2 separate regions of the Homo sapiens genome follow, and region 2 is linked to region 1. Evidence: chromatin contacts called from ENCODE Hi-C data. All regions are on one chromosome and are shown on one strand. The core of a region is the stretch at or near the end of the contact, and the rest is flanking DNA. Distances in the headings are between cores, read along the strand shown.

Region 1 (6,269 bases), core at 2,303-4,802:
CCGAGGCAGGCAGATCACGACGTCAGGAGATTGAGACCATCCTAGCTAACACAGTGAAACCTCGTCTCTACTAAAAAACACAAAAAATTAGCTGGGCGTGGTGGCGGGTGCCTGTAGTCCCAGCTACCTGGGAGGCTGAGGCAGGAGAATGGCGTGAACCCGCGAGGCGAAGCTTGCGGTGAGCTGAGATTGCGCCACTGCACTCTAGCCTGGGCGACAGAGCGAGACTCCGTCTCAAGAAAAACAAAAACAAACAAACAAAAAAAGAAACACGATTTAAAGTGTAACAGAGCAGTTACTCCATTCCACTTGGCAATTCCTTCGGTCTTATCTTCCATGTCCTCACTGATCTCAGACCTGAAGGTAAGTTGTTTAAGGACCGGGACTGTGTCCAGCTGTGTCTGCATCCCTGGTCAGACCACAGTCTCTTCACCGGGCAACACTCAAATGTCTACTGACTAGAGCTGAACACTCCTCTGGGGCTTCTCCATGTTGTTTTCAGTTTCTGAGTTCCTGAATCCCTCTGGGGAGGTTGTGATCCTCTCTCTAGGACTGGAGTAACTCTGTACCCAAGGCAGTGGCACAGAAGCCAAGAATTGTTCCCGTCTAATCCCATAATTAATGAAGCCAGGCAGCCAGCCCAAACCATCAGCACATTTCTCAATTGCTCTGCTTCAGTATCACTGGCCAAGTTCTACTCCATTTCCCTGGGCTGGAGTGGGCCAAGGAAACAGTCAAGTACACCAGAATGAAGAAGCCACGGGCAGGCAGCCAAATCCCAGCAGAGGGGGCAGGAGGCTCACTTCACTACTCTTGCTCCAGGCCCAGTTCCAGCATGGCAGAGCTGTGCTACTTGTCCTGCATCTTGCAAATTAGGAAAAGGGGCTGTCATCTGTGGAATTGTACAGACTAAAAAACTAATGTTAAAAAAACATGTGCTAAATGGGTGCCTTTCAAGTGGCATGGCCAACAGGGGAGCTGACACTGCACTCAAGTGAGCTTGACATTAAAACTGGCAAAGCCGGCCGGGTACGGTGGTTCATGCCTGTAATCCCAGCACTTTGGGAGGAAGAGGCAGGCGGATCATGAGGTCAGGAGATTGAGACCATCCTGGCTAACATGGTGAAACCCCGTCTCTACTAAGAATACAAAAAATTAGCCAGGCATGGTGGCGGATGCCTGTAGTCCCAGCTACTCAGGAGGCTGAGGCAGGAGAATGGCATGAACCCAGGAAGCGGAGCTTGCAGTGAGCAGAGATCGCGCCACTGCACTCCAGCCTGGGCGACAGAGGGAGACTCCGTCTAAAAAAATAGTAATAAAAAAAAACAACTGGCAAAGCCAAGCTGAAAGTCCAAATTAAGCTTTGCAGCAGCAAGCTACCAACTCTATTAAATATTGTGTAGAACATTCTGTTGTTGGTTGAAAAATGCAGCTCACAGAAAAGTATGCAATACCCTAGTATTTGCAGCGTGGAGGGCGAAAGGACTATATGTAAGCATTCACTTGCATGGAATTCCTCCAGAAAGGACAGAAGTAATTCATAACACTGGTTTTCCTCCAGGAGGTACTCAGGGGGGATAAATGTGGATGGGTGATGTTTCACTGTTTTTGGTACTCTTTGGTTTTTGTTTTTTATTTTTTGTTTTGTTTTGTTCTTTTGAGACAGGGTTTCACTCCCTTCACACAGACTAGAGTACGATGGTGCAATCTGATTTTGGCTCACTGCAACCTCTGCCTCCCAGGCTCAGGCGATTCTGCTGCCTTAGCATCCCAAGTAGCCGGGACTACAGGCGCCTGCCACCACACCTGGCTAATTTTTTGTATTTTCAGTAGAGACGGGGTTTCACCGTGGTCTCAATCTCCTGACCTCGTGATCCCCCTGCCTCAGCCTCCCAAAGTGCTGGGATTACAAGCGTGAGCCACCATGCCCGACTAATATTTTATTTTTTGTAGAGGCGGGGTTTTGCCGTGTTGCCCAGGCTAGTCTCAAACTCCTGGGCCCACCTCAGCCTCCCAAAGTGCTGGGATTACAGGCATAAGCTACTGCGCCCAGCCCTGGTTGTTAAACAATGTGAATGTATTATTCAATCAAATATCATTATGGTTTTAAAAATTAGTTTTTAGGCAGGGAGCGGTGGCTCACACCTGTAATCCCAGCTACTCAAGTGGATGAGGCACAAGAATCGCTTGAATCCAGGAGGTGGAGGTTGCAGTGAGCCAAGATCGCACCACTGCAACAGAGTCTTAGTATTGACTTAGCATATGCCAGGCACTAGGGTAGATGCCATTCTCAAAAGTTGGGAGACAGATAATCAAATAACTCCTTATAATGCAGTGATGCAGGCCAGCAATAGGGACACAGAGAGAGGCCACTGGCCTTGCTGGGATGGAAAAGTGAAGAACCAGGTAAGGTTTCCTTCAATAAGTACTTTCTGGGCCAAGTCTTGAAAGAGTAAAACTAAGACCAACTACCTAGGACCAGCTGCTGCAGCACTTCTGATGCCTGTCACGCCACAGAAAAACCGGTAAACAGAAGCACTGAAAGGACATCATCACTCTTAACTATTGTACACCAGTCCCTCCAATGTGGCAGAGTGTACAGCAATGAAAAAAGGCTTGGAAACACCAGATGCTACACTTTGCTTCCTTCCCCCTTCACACCCCCACCTCTACATTCACCCAAACACACCAGAGAATCCCACAGTGTACGTTTGATTAAGGGTACTAGAAGAACTGACATTTCTAATGTGCTCTATAAAATGTTAAAGTCAAATAAGGCCCCAAAGAGACGCAAAGCTTCGCAAACATCTCGGCAAGGGAGAATTCTCAACGCCTCAGGGAGAGCGGCCTGTTGAAACTTGGATTTTCTTCCTGATACGACGCGCCTAAGATAGTGGACCTATCAGAAGCGGGGGCGAGACGGGCACCTTGAAGGGCAGAGCATGCCCCGCCCGTGACCTGGGCAGCAAGAGCCCTTTAGCCCTCTCCGCCTCGGTTTCCTCAACACCGAAACTGCAGTAAGAATGCTCGAGCCTCCACCAAGTCCTTGACCCAGGAGATCCGCCGTGGAGAACGGAATACGCCCTTAGGATATTGTGCAAAACACCCAGGCGTGGCAAGCAGGTGGCTTCTGTGCGCTCAGTAACGGGGGCGCAGACAGGTGCCCGCGTGCTCGGGGTGCCCTCTCTCCGCGCTGTCCCCCGCACGCACGCGAGCCCAGCGCCTCCCGAGCGAGTGCCCCGGTGCGGCCTCCTCGGGCGCACGGTGCCCAGCCCAGCAACGAGGTCGCCCACCCCGCCTCCCTGCGCGCAGTGCCCGGTGCCCACGCCGCAGCATGGGGCGCGCAGCCCTCACCGCCCGGGAGAGGCGCTTCCTGGAAGCGGAGCCCCGGCCTCCAGCCCGCCGCCGCTCACCAGTTCCCCGAGCCCACGATGCACACTTTCAGGGGCGCCGCTGCCATGGCCGGGCCGAATGTAGCCGCCTGGACCGTGCTTCCCTGGCCGGCTGCCCACCTCCGCCTGTTCAGCCTTGCCCGCAGCGGCTGGCGGCGGCCCCGCCCCTTTCGCCTCTCCGCCAATGGTCGCGGCCACCCCCGCCCGGCGCCGGGGGCCGCAGCTGACAGCGGGGCAGGACCCGCTTCGCCACTCCCAAGAACCACTGCGCACGCCTGGCCCCGGCCGGCCTCCAGGCCCGGCTCCGGCACCGCCCCGCCCTGCCCGAGGCACGTCGGGACATGTAGTCCTCACCCCCCGTCGCTGCGCGGCCCTAGGCAGCAGCTCCCGCCGCGCCACATGCAGGCCCAGGCCACTGAGCAGCGACTCGCGCCCCTGGTTCCCGGTGGAGGCTGCACTCCATCCTCATGGGTGGAGCAGACCCAACCAGCTTGCCGTGGTGCCCCCTACACGCTCCTTTTTCCCTACTCGGGAAGGGCTGCCACATTGCCATTTGGAGCCGAGAGAGGCTCCTAGGTTGACTCTCAAGCCGACCAGACTTGGGGCAGAGCTCGAAATGCCCACCCGACCTTGTCATCCTCTGTTTCATTTGCACAAACAAGACACAGCCTGGCACCTCTGAACTTCTTAGAGAACTTGGATCTTCAGAGGACTTTGGAATTTGGCTGAACAGTACCTGCATTTCAAGGATGACACCTTTTCTAGTTAGAGTCAAGATAGAAACTTGACCTGGTGCAGTGGCTCACACCTGTAATCCCAGCACTTTTGGAGGCCGAGTCAGGAAGATCACTTGAGCCCAGGAGTTCGAGACCAGCCTGAGCAACATAATTAGGACCCCCCACCCCTCTGTACAAAAATTTAAAAAATTAGCCAAGCATGGTGGCACGCACCTATAGTCCTAGCTACTCAGGAGGCTGAGGCGGGAGAATTGCATGTGCCCAGGAGGTCGAGGCTTCAGTGAGCCAGGATAGGGCCACTGCACTCCAGACTGAAGGACAGTGAGACCCTGTCTCAACAAAAAATAAATACATAAAAATAAAGGGAAAAAGGTAACAACAGCTTGCATTCAGTGGGTGTCACCCTCACACGCTTACTTGGCAGGAATTGCTTTACCATTGTCTTTGCCCAGGGCCTGACTTATCCCTTGCTTGTGGTTTGTTTGCATTTGTGAGTAACACAATGCTCTCCTCCTTGACAAATAGAATCTTAGTTTGTTCATTCTGAGCATCAGTCTCTGCCAGGCACTGTGCTAGACGCTGTCAGAGTAGGACAAAGTCCTTTAAACCAGTGGTTCTCAAACTCTGCTGCATATTAGTCACTGGGGCTTTTAAAAATCCCCATGCCCAGACACCATTGCAGGCCAGTTACATCAGAATGTCCCATGGTGGGATCCAGGCATCAGGATATTTACTTATTGACATATATTTTTTGAGACAGTCTCCTTCTGTTGCCCAGGCTGGAGCAGAATTTTTTAAAGTTCAAGAGGTAGTTGCAAAAGCAAGCCAAGATTGAGAACCAGAAGACTAAAATATCAGTGGATTCTGGCTAAAGAAACAAATACTCTAGTACCTACAAAAAACTAAGCCTAGGCCGGGTGCCGTGGCTCACGCCTATAACCCCAGCACTTCAGGAGGTCGAGGCAGGCAGTTCACCTGAGGTCAGGAGATGGAGACTAGTCTGCCCAACTTGGCAAAACCCCGTCTCTACTGAAAATACAAAAAATTAGCCAGGCATGGTGGCAGATGCCTGTAATCCCAGCTACTCAGGAGGCTGAGACAGGAGAATCTCTTGAACCTGGGAGGCGGAGGTTGCAGTGAGCCGAGATCTTGCCTGGGCGACAAGAGCGACACTCCGTTTCAAAAAAATGATAGTAATACTAAGCCTATTAGTTTGATGCTCAGAGAACTGTTATTTTTGCTTTTTTCTCTACATTGTATGAAATATTTATTTGTGTTACTTATGATATTTACTTAAGGAAATACTTAAAGGGAGCTGGTGAGTCAGAGCAGTCTTTCCATCCCCTCACCAATGGTTTGTTCTCAATTATTTGCACTAATGCAAGGATACATGCAGGGATAATGGGAAAGATGGACTAGTAAAGCTTTATTAATCCTTTCTGTATTTGTGTAACAGAACGCATTTGTCAAATTGAATAATGAAGTCATGTCCTTGGGTAGTACACATACACTGCAAATATTTATGTTATCTAACTGAACTAGGGTCCCTTCACCTGACACAGTAAGGCCAAATACCCACACCAAGGTTTGCAGAGGGAGAAAGAAGGGTGTTTATCTGTAGGGTACCAAGCAAGGAGAATCAGGTAGCTCCTCCTTGATGGCTGGCAAGTAAGGGTTTTTAAAGGCAGCTGGGGGCCAGGCGCGGTGGCTCACACCTGTAATCTCAACACTTTGGGAGGCCGGGGTGGGAAGATTGCTTGAGCTCAGGAGTTCAAGACCAGGCTGGATAACACATACCGTGTCTCTACAAAAAATTAAAATTAGCTGGGTGTCCCAGCTAGTCGGAATAGGCTGAGATGAGGGGATTACTTGAGCCTAGGAGGTCGAGGTTGCAGTGAACTGTAATTGTGCCACTGCACTCCAGCCTGAATGAAAGAGCAAGACCCTGTCTCAAAAATAAAAAGTAAAATAAAGGTGCGTGGGGCAGAGGTTACAGGCAAAGTCATAAATCAATACATGGAGCTACACATTGGTTTGACCTAAAAAAGCAGGACATCTCAAAGTGGGGGAGGGGGACCCACAGGTCATAGGTGAATCAGAGATTTTCTTTTTTGCAATTGGTTAAGGAACTTTAGACAAA
Region 2 (6,269 bases), core at 1,116-3,615, 640 kb after region 1:
GTCAACAGTTTTTCCTGGTGCTCGTGGGCCTTTCATCGTCAGTGGCTGTGGATTTTCTGGCAAAAGGAGGCCCACTTCTAACCATGGACTTTGCAGAGATTTATTTAAAAGCCAGAACAAAATGTGCTGGATTGTTGTATTATCAAATTGTTTAAGCTGGGAATTAGTTTCCCAGAATCCCCTTCCCTCTATGGTTCTAGGATAGAGTTGGCCAAAAGAAGAACTTGTATAAAGCTTGGGAGGCAGAAGTGAAGCAGTGACCATAGCTCATCTTCCCACCTGCTGGTTCTTCTGACCAACAGATTCATTTCTGGCTCCAGGTCCACTTCCAGATGCCTGGCAGTGGACCCACAATGTGGTAGCTCCACAGGGGAAGAGCTGCTCATAGGCTTCTCTACGAGCTCCCCTCCCAAGATCTGCTTCAGTGGCTGGAGACCCCTCTGCAAACTCTAACTTGGCTATTGGTGTCAGTGCTTCAAGAAGGCTGGTTGGTAACTTTTTCTCTGACCCTCCAACTCTTTCTGGGACTTTCTCTTCCAGCAACTTCCACAGTTGTGAGGTCTAATTCCTCTAATACATTTCTGTCTTAGTCTGTTTTCTGCTCCCCTAACAGAGTACCACAGACTGGGTAATTTATAAAGAAAAGTTATTTATTTTGGCTCACAGTTCTGGGGCTGAGAAGTCCAAAAGTGTGATGTTGGCTTCTGGTGTAGGCCTTCTTGCTGTATTATCCCATGGCTGAAAGGTAGAAAGTGGAAGGGAGCCCATGAGACAGAGAGGAAAGGAGGAGCTAAACATCTGTGATAACTAACCCACTCCCACAATAACAGCATTAATCCATCCATGAGAGTGGGGCCCTTATGACTTAATCACCTCTTAAAGGTCCCACCTCCCAACACCACTACATTGGCAATTAAGTTTCAACATGAGTTTGTGCGGACATTCAAACCATAGCATTTCCTTGTAACATCCCAGTGGCTCTGCTTCCCTGACTAAAACTGCAATTGTTATACTATTCTATTAATACGATGCTCAAAACGGAAGCTGGGCTCCGTGATACTTAGAGGAACCATGTAGGAAAATAAGTCTCAGCCCTAGTACTTGGGCAGGTCTAGAGTTGTGAGATCCTCCCTACTAAAACAGTTTATAATATTCGTCTTCTTGGAAGTTTCCTTCTGCCTGTAGAAACTGCCAGGACAAACTCCAGCTGATTAAGATGCTTCAGCTAGATGTTCCTGAGGCATTGTGGACTGCCCTGCACCCCCCACTGCAGAGCTTTTCCCATAATAGTATAATACTCTATTCAGTGGTCTGCATTCTCTGCCTTGTTGCCAGATATGAGAGGCTGGTAACCATACATTGGGCTCACCACTCTACCCCCAGGGCACTGTGCCTGAGAGTAGTGGTTCATCTTGAATGAATGAAGTAAGAGAGAGTGAGCTTTGAATTAATGTGACTTCACTGTGGTGAGAAACAGGGATATAGAAGACCTTGTCAGTGCCCTGGCCAGAAGCCCTTGGGTTCCTTTTACCTTTTCTGTGCAGTTCTTCCCAGCTTCAGTGTATTTCTGTTTCCAAAGACCTGTACCTGGGACTCTTTTTCAGAGGCCTGTTCTCAGACTACTGGAACCAGTCAAAATTGCCTGGAAGTTTATGTGTCCTTAAGGCAGCTTGTAGACAATGACTGACCATGTGATCAGGAAAGCTCTAAGGCATAGCTTATACTCCAAAGCTCCCCTGGGGATCAGCCTGGAGCTACCCTCTGTGAGACCTTACCTGCATCTCTCCCCTGCTTGGCTTCATCCTGCCTGGCTTACCTCATTCTTTTAAAGGCCTCTCTTAATAGCACACTGGTAATAAGTCACTAACTCCTGAATCCTCATCTCAGGGAGTATGTCCAGAGAAACTAACCTAGACCATGAGTATCTAAGGAAGAACATTGGCTTCCAATCCAGTTTGCCACGGGTCTGCCAAACTCAAGCCACCTCCCCTTTCTGGGAAGGCCCTGCTCTGATTCCGTTGATCCTAATGAAATGGCAGTTCCCAAAACCCAGGTAGTAAAGATGGGAAAAGGGTTTCACTTGCCTTTTGTCCCTTGTTAAAGTAGGCGAAAGATGCAATCTTAGCAGTCTGCATCTGATCAGGAAACAGAAGCTACTCTAGGTTTTTAAATAGGCAGTTGGTTGTAAAGGTGTTAGAAGAGCCAGAGGAGAAAAAGGGGAAGGTAAGATTTTTCAAAGATCAGTAGCTGCAGGAAACAGATAACACCTCTAGGTTCAAAAGAGCAAAGAGAAAAAGGTGTTGCTCAGAGTACACAATGTGGTGTTGTTAGAACAAAGTTGGCAGAAATCCAGAAGCCACATTTGTCCATGGCTACCACTGCTGTTGCTGCTGAGACTCTTGCCTCATTTGTTACTGCATCGTCTGTAAGAAGCACAACTGTGTCTACAGGAAAAAATATTTCTTCCTTACTTTCACCTTCCAAACTCCTGCCAGAGCCTCCCATTGGTAGCATCTGACAGGAAGCTAGGTGGAAAGTAGGTCTGACAAATGTAGCTTGCAGGCTTTCTGCCCTGCTGGTGAGAAAACGGCATAAAAGGGGAAGTGTAGGGCTGAAAGACGACAGACGCAATGTGGCACTTCACCTCAAAGTTTCCATCCTTTTCCTGATGGTAAAAATCATCTAAAGTCTCCCAAAGCTTCAGAATTGGTGCAGGAAAACCTTATTGGGGTAGATGAGCAGGAGAGAAGGAAAGGGCAAGAGACAGAACAGTGAATGAGACAGCAAAAGGCATTGCCTACAGTCTAAAAAGTATCCCTTTATGAATACCCAGGAATTCTTATGGGTTATTTAGCCCTTTCATTGTCTCATGTAGGGCAGAAACTAAGGAGCCATGCTTCTTTCTATCTTCTTTCGAATGCAGATGGATACGCTTTCCTCTAAACAGAAATCTATACATATCCCAGAAGCAAGCAAGCATGCTTTTTAACACAAGTGAGTTTTACAGGAGACTTGTAGATTCTCCTGCTTGATTGCAAAATACAGCTCATCTCCTGGAATGGGCCCAGAGACTTTGGCATTTGTTAAGAATCAAAGTCATAGTTGGTTAATCCCATCTGCTTTCAAGAAATAAGAAAAATCAGTGTCAATGTGTCTCAGACTCCTTGCAAATTATTCTCCCTTGGGTCTCCCAAAGGTTCCTGTTTGCTCAGAGAATTTTAAGCTATGTCATGAGAAAGATAATTTAAAACCCCACACTATTAATTTTCAATTGCTGCTATAACAAACTATTATGAATTTGGCTTAAAAACAATGTAAATTTATTATCTTACTGTTCTGGGTGGGTACCAATGATCTACAGACAAGATGTCAGCAGGCTTGTGTTCCTTATGGAGGCCATAAGGGAGAATTCCTTTCTTTGCTTTTCCTAATATCTAGCAGCACTCTGTATTCCTCAGTTAAAGGGTCCTTCTTCTAGACTGAAAGCCAGTGGCATAGCTTTTCTCTCTTCTCTGATCTCTGCTTCCATCCTTACATCTTCTCTCTCTGACTCTGATCCTCCTGCCTCCCTTTTGAAAGGATCCCTGTGACTACACTGGGCCAACCTGGATAATCCAGGCAAAATTCTCCTTCTCAAGACTCTTAACTTAGTCACATCTACAGTCTTTTTGATAATGTAAGGTAACATATTCACAAGTTCCAAAGATTAGAACATGGATGTCTGCTATAGACAGAATGTTTGTGTTGAAATCTGATCTCCAATGTGATGGTATTAGGGAGCGGGGTTTTTGGAAGATGATTGGGTCATGAGGGTGGATCCCTCATACATGGGGTTAGTGCCCTTATAAAAGTGATCCCAGAGAGCACCTTTGCCTTTCTGCCACGTGAGGACACAGTGAAAAGACAGGCATCTAAAAACCAGGAAGCGAGCCCTCACCAGTCACTGAATCTGCAGGCACCTTGACTTGAAACTTGCCAGTCTCCAGCACTGTTAGAAATAAATTTCTGTTGTCTATAAGGTACCGATTCCATGGTATTTTGTTATGGCAGTCTGAACAGACTAGGGTGACAGCTTTGGTGGGGGCGATTATTCAGTCTACCACACCCACTGTTTCTAATATATATTAAATGCAGTGAAGGCAGAGGGTGTTGGGATTGATTATAATCCCACATCTAGTGAAAAAAGCAGCTTCTGTGTGGCTATTGAAAATGAAAATTATTTGGCAAATAAATAAGTATTAATCCAAATTTTCTTGACCCTTTACTATTTTTAACTAAATCACTTTAGGCTTTAGTTCCTTTTATTCATTGAACAGGTATTTTTGTAGAGCATTTGACACATGTGTCCCAAACTACTGATTTGGGACATCAGTGGTTCACACAGAGGGCAGAAAACAGACAGATCACCAGAAAAACAGAGTAGGCGTGAGAAGATATGAGCTCAAGATATGCCTACTGAGCAGTGTGAGCAGGCAGTCAGGTGAATCTGGACGTATGGGGATCAGCTCTCCACAAATACTGGGCTTAGGATATCTCACCACCAATGAGCCAGTGTGCATGCCATACTGTGCCTAGAGCTCCAAAATCACCACTGCAGTGCAGTTCAGCATTGGTATGCGTCTGAATCACCTGTAAAGCTTGTTCATCACCCACCACTCTCAGAGCTTCTGAATCAAAAGATCTGGGGTGAGGACCTGGGATTAATATGTGTAACAAATGCTAAAGATTATTCTCAGTAAAGCTTAAGAATTTTCACACTCCTGTCTTGGAGCCCTCATTGACATTTCTGTCCCAAAGGCAGTTGTGAAACAGAGGAGTGCGTCATAGGAATCCAACCAAATGCCAGCTTGGTAACTGCCACATTTATGACCTTGAATCTATACTTTTTAAAAATTATTTGTATAAATTTATGGGGTACAAGTGCAGTTTTTTTTACGTGCATTGATTATACATAGTGGTCAAGTCAGAGATTTAATATATCCATCACCTGAATACTATATATTGCACCCATTAAGTAATTTCTCATCATCCTCCCCCTGTCATCCTCCCACCCTATTGGGTCTCCATTATCTATCATTCCACTCTCTATATTCATGTGTACATATATTTTAGCACTCACATATGCATGAGAGTATATAATATTTGACTTTCTGTGTTTGGCTTGTTTCACTTAAGATAATGACCTGCAGTTCCATTCATGTTGCTGTAAAAGACATAATTTCATTTTTTTGGCTTAATAGTGTTCGATTGTGTATATATACCAGACTTTCTTTATTCATCCATCCATTCATGGACATTTAGGTTGATTCCATATCTTTGCTATTGTGAATAGTGCTGCAATAAACATACAAGTGCAGGTATCTCTTTGATAAATTGATTTCCTTTCCTTTGGGTAGATTCCTTTAACAGATTGAGAAATCTCCCTATGGTTCTCCATGTAGGTTGTACTAATTTAAATTCCCACCAAGAGTATATAAGAATTCCCTTTACTTCAAATACTTCCCAACAACTGTTATTTGCTGTCTATTTAATAATAGCAATTCTGACTGGGTAAGGTGATTATCTCATTGTGGTTTTAATTTGCAACTACTTGCAAATTATTCATCTGACGGGGGATGATGATTTGTGAAGTTGAGCATTTAAAAATATATGTTTTTGCCATTTGTATGTCTTCTTTTGAAAAAACATTTATTCATGTCCTTGGCCACTTTTTAAATTTTTCAATTATTTTTATTTTAATTTAATTTTATAATTATTATTTTCTTGAGATGGAGTCTTGCTCTTGTCTCCCAAGCTGGAGTGCAGTGTCGTGATCTCCCCCAGGCTGGAGGGCAGTGGTGTGATCTTGGCTCACTGCAACCTCCGCCTCCCAGATTCAATCGATTCTCCTGCCTCAGCCTTTCAAATAGCTGGGATTACAGGCACCCACCACCACGCCCAGCTAAGTTTTGTATTTTTAGTAGAGACGGGGTGTCACCATGTTGGCCAGGCTGGTCTTGAACTCCTCACCTTAGGTGACCCGCCCTCCTCTGCCTCCCAAAGTGCTGGGATTATAGGCATGAGCCACCGTGCCCAGCCATTTTTAAAACAGTTTTAAATTATTATTATTATGTTTTTGAGACAGAATCTCGCTCTGTCGCCCAGGCTGGAGTGCAGTATTGTGATCTCAGTTTACTGCAACCTTTGCCTCCCAGTTCAAGTGATCCTGGTTCCTCAGCCTCCCCAGCCAGTATCTGGGATTACAGGTGCACACCACCATGTCTGGCTAA

The links. A loop is a pair of places that touch in the nucleus more often than their neighbours do. Pooled maps may share reads with other maps.
Region 2: a loop to region 1 is called in a map of CD8-positive, alpha-beta T cell, with 2.0 times the contacts of the local background. The contact joins the enhancer-like site here to the promoter of GPD1L in region 1. A Hi-C loop is called at or near these places in 2 of 168 maps with a recorded cell type or tissue (CD8-positive, alpha-beta T cell and naive thymus-derived CD4-positive, alpha-beta T cell) and 4 of 50 pooled maps.

What each region holds. Positions count from the first base shown.
Region 1 is chr3:32,103,903-32,110,171 of GRCh38, reverse strand. GPD1L (glycerol-3-phosphate dehydrogenase 1 like) reads right to left here and starts at 3,552. Exons shown (of 8, transcript NM_015141.4): 1 at 3,414-3,552. The coding sequence starts at 3,460. RefSeq lists silencers at 3,150-3,289, 3,410-3,819.
Region 2 is chr3:31,458,432-31,464,700 of GRCh38, reverse strand. No RefSeq gene overlaps it. Among named protein-coding and RNA genes, the nearest start is that of STT3B, 71 kb to the left of the region's middle. Within about 2 kb of position 2,365, at least 4 of the 41 ENCODE cell types and tissues checked have a DNase peak (open chromatin) inside an H3K27ac peak, as active enhancers do; they include CD8-positive, alpha-beta T cell, where a contact is called at or near this core.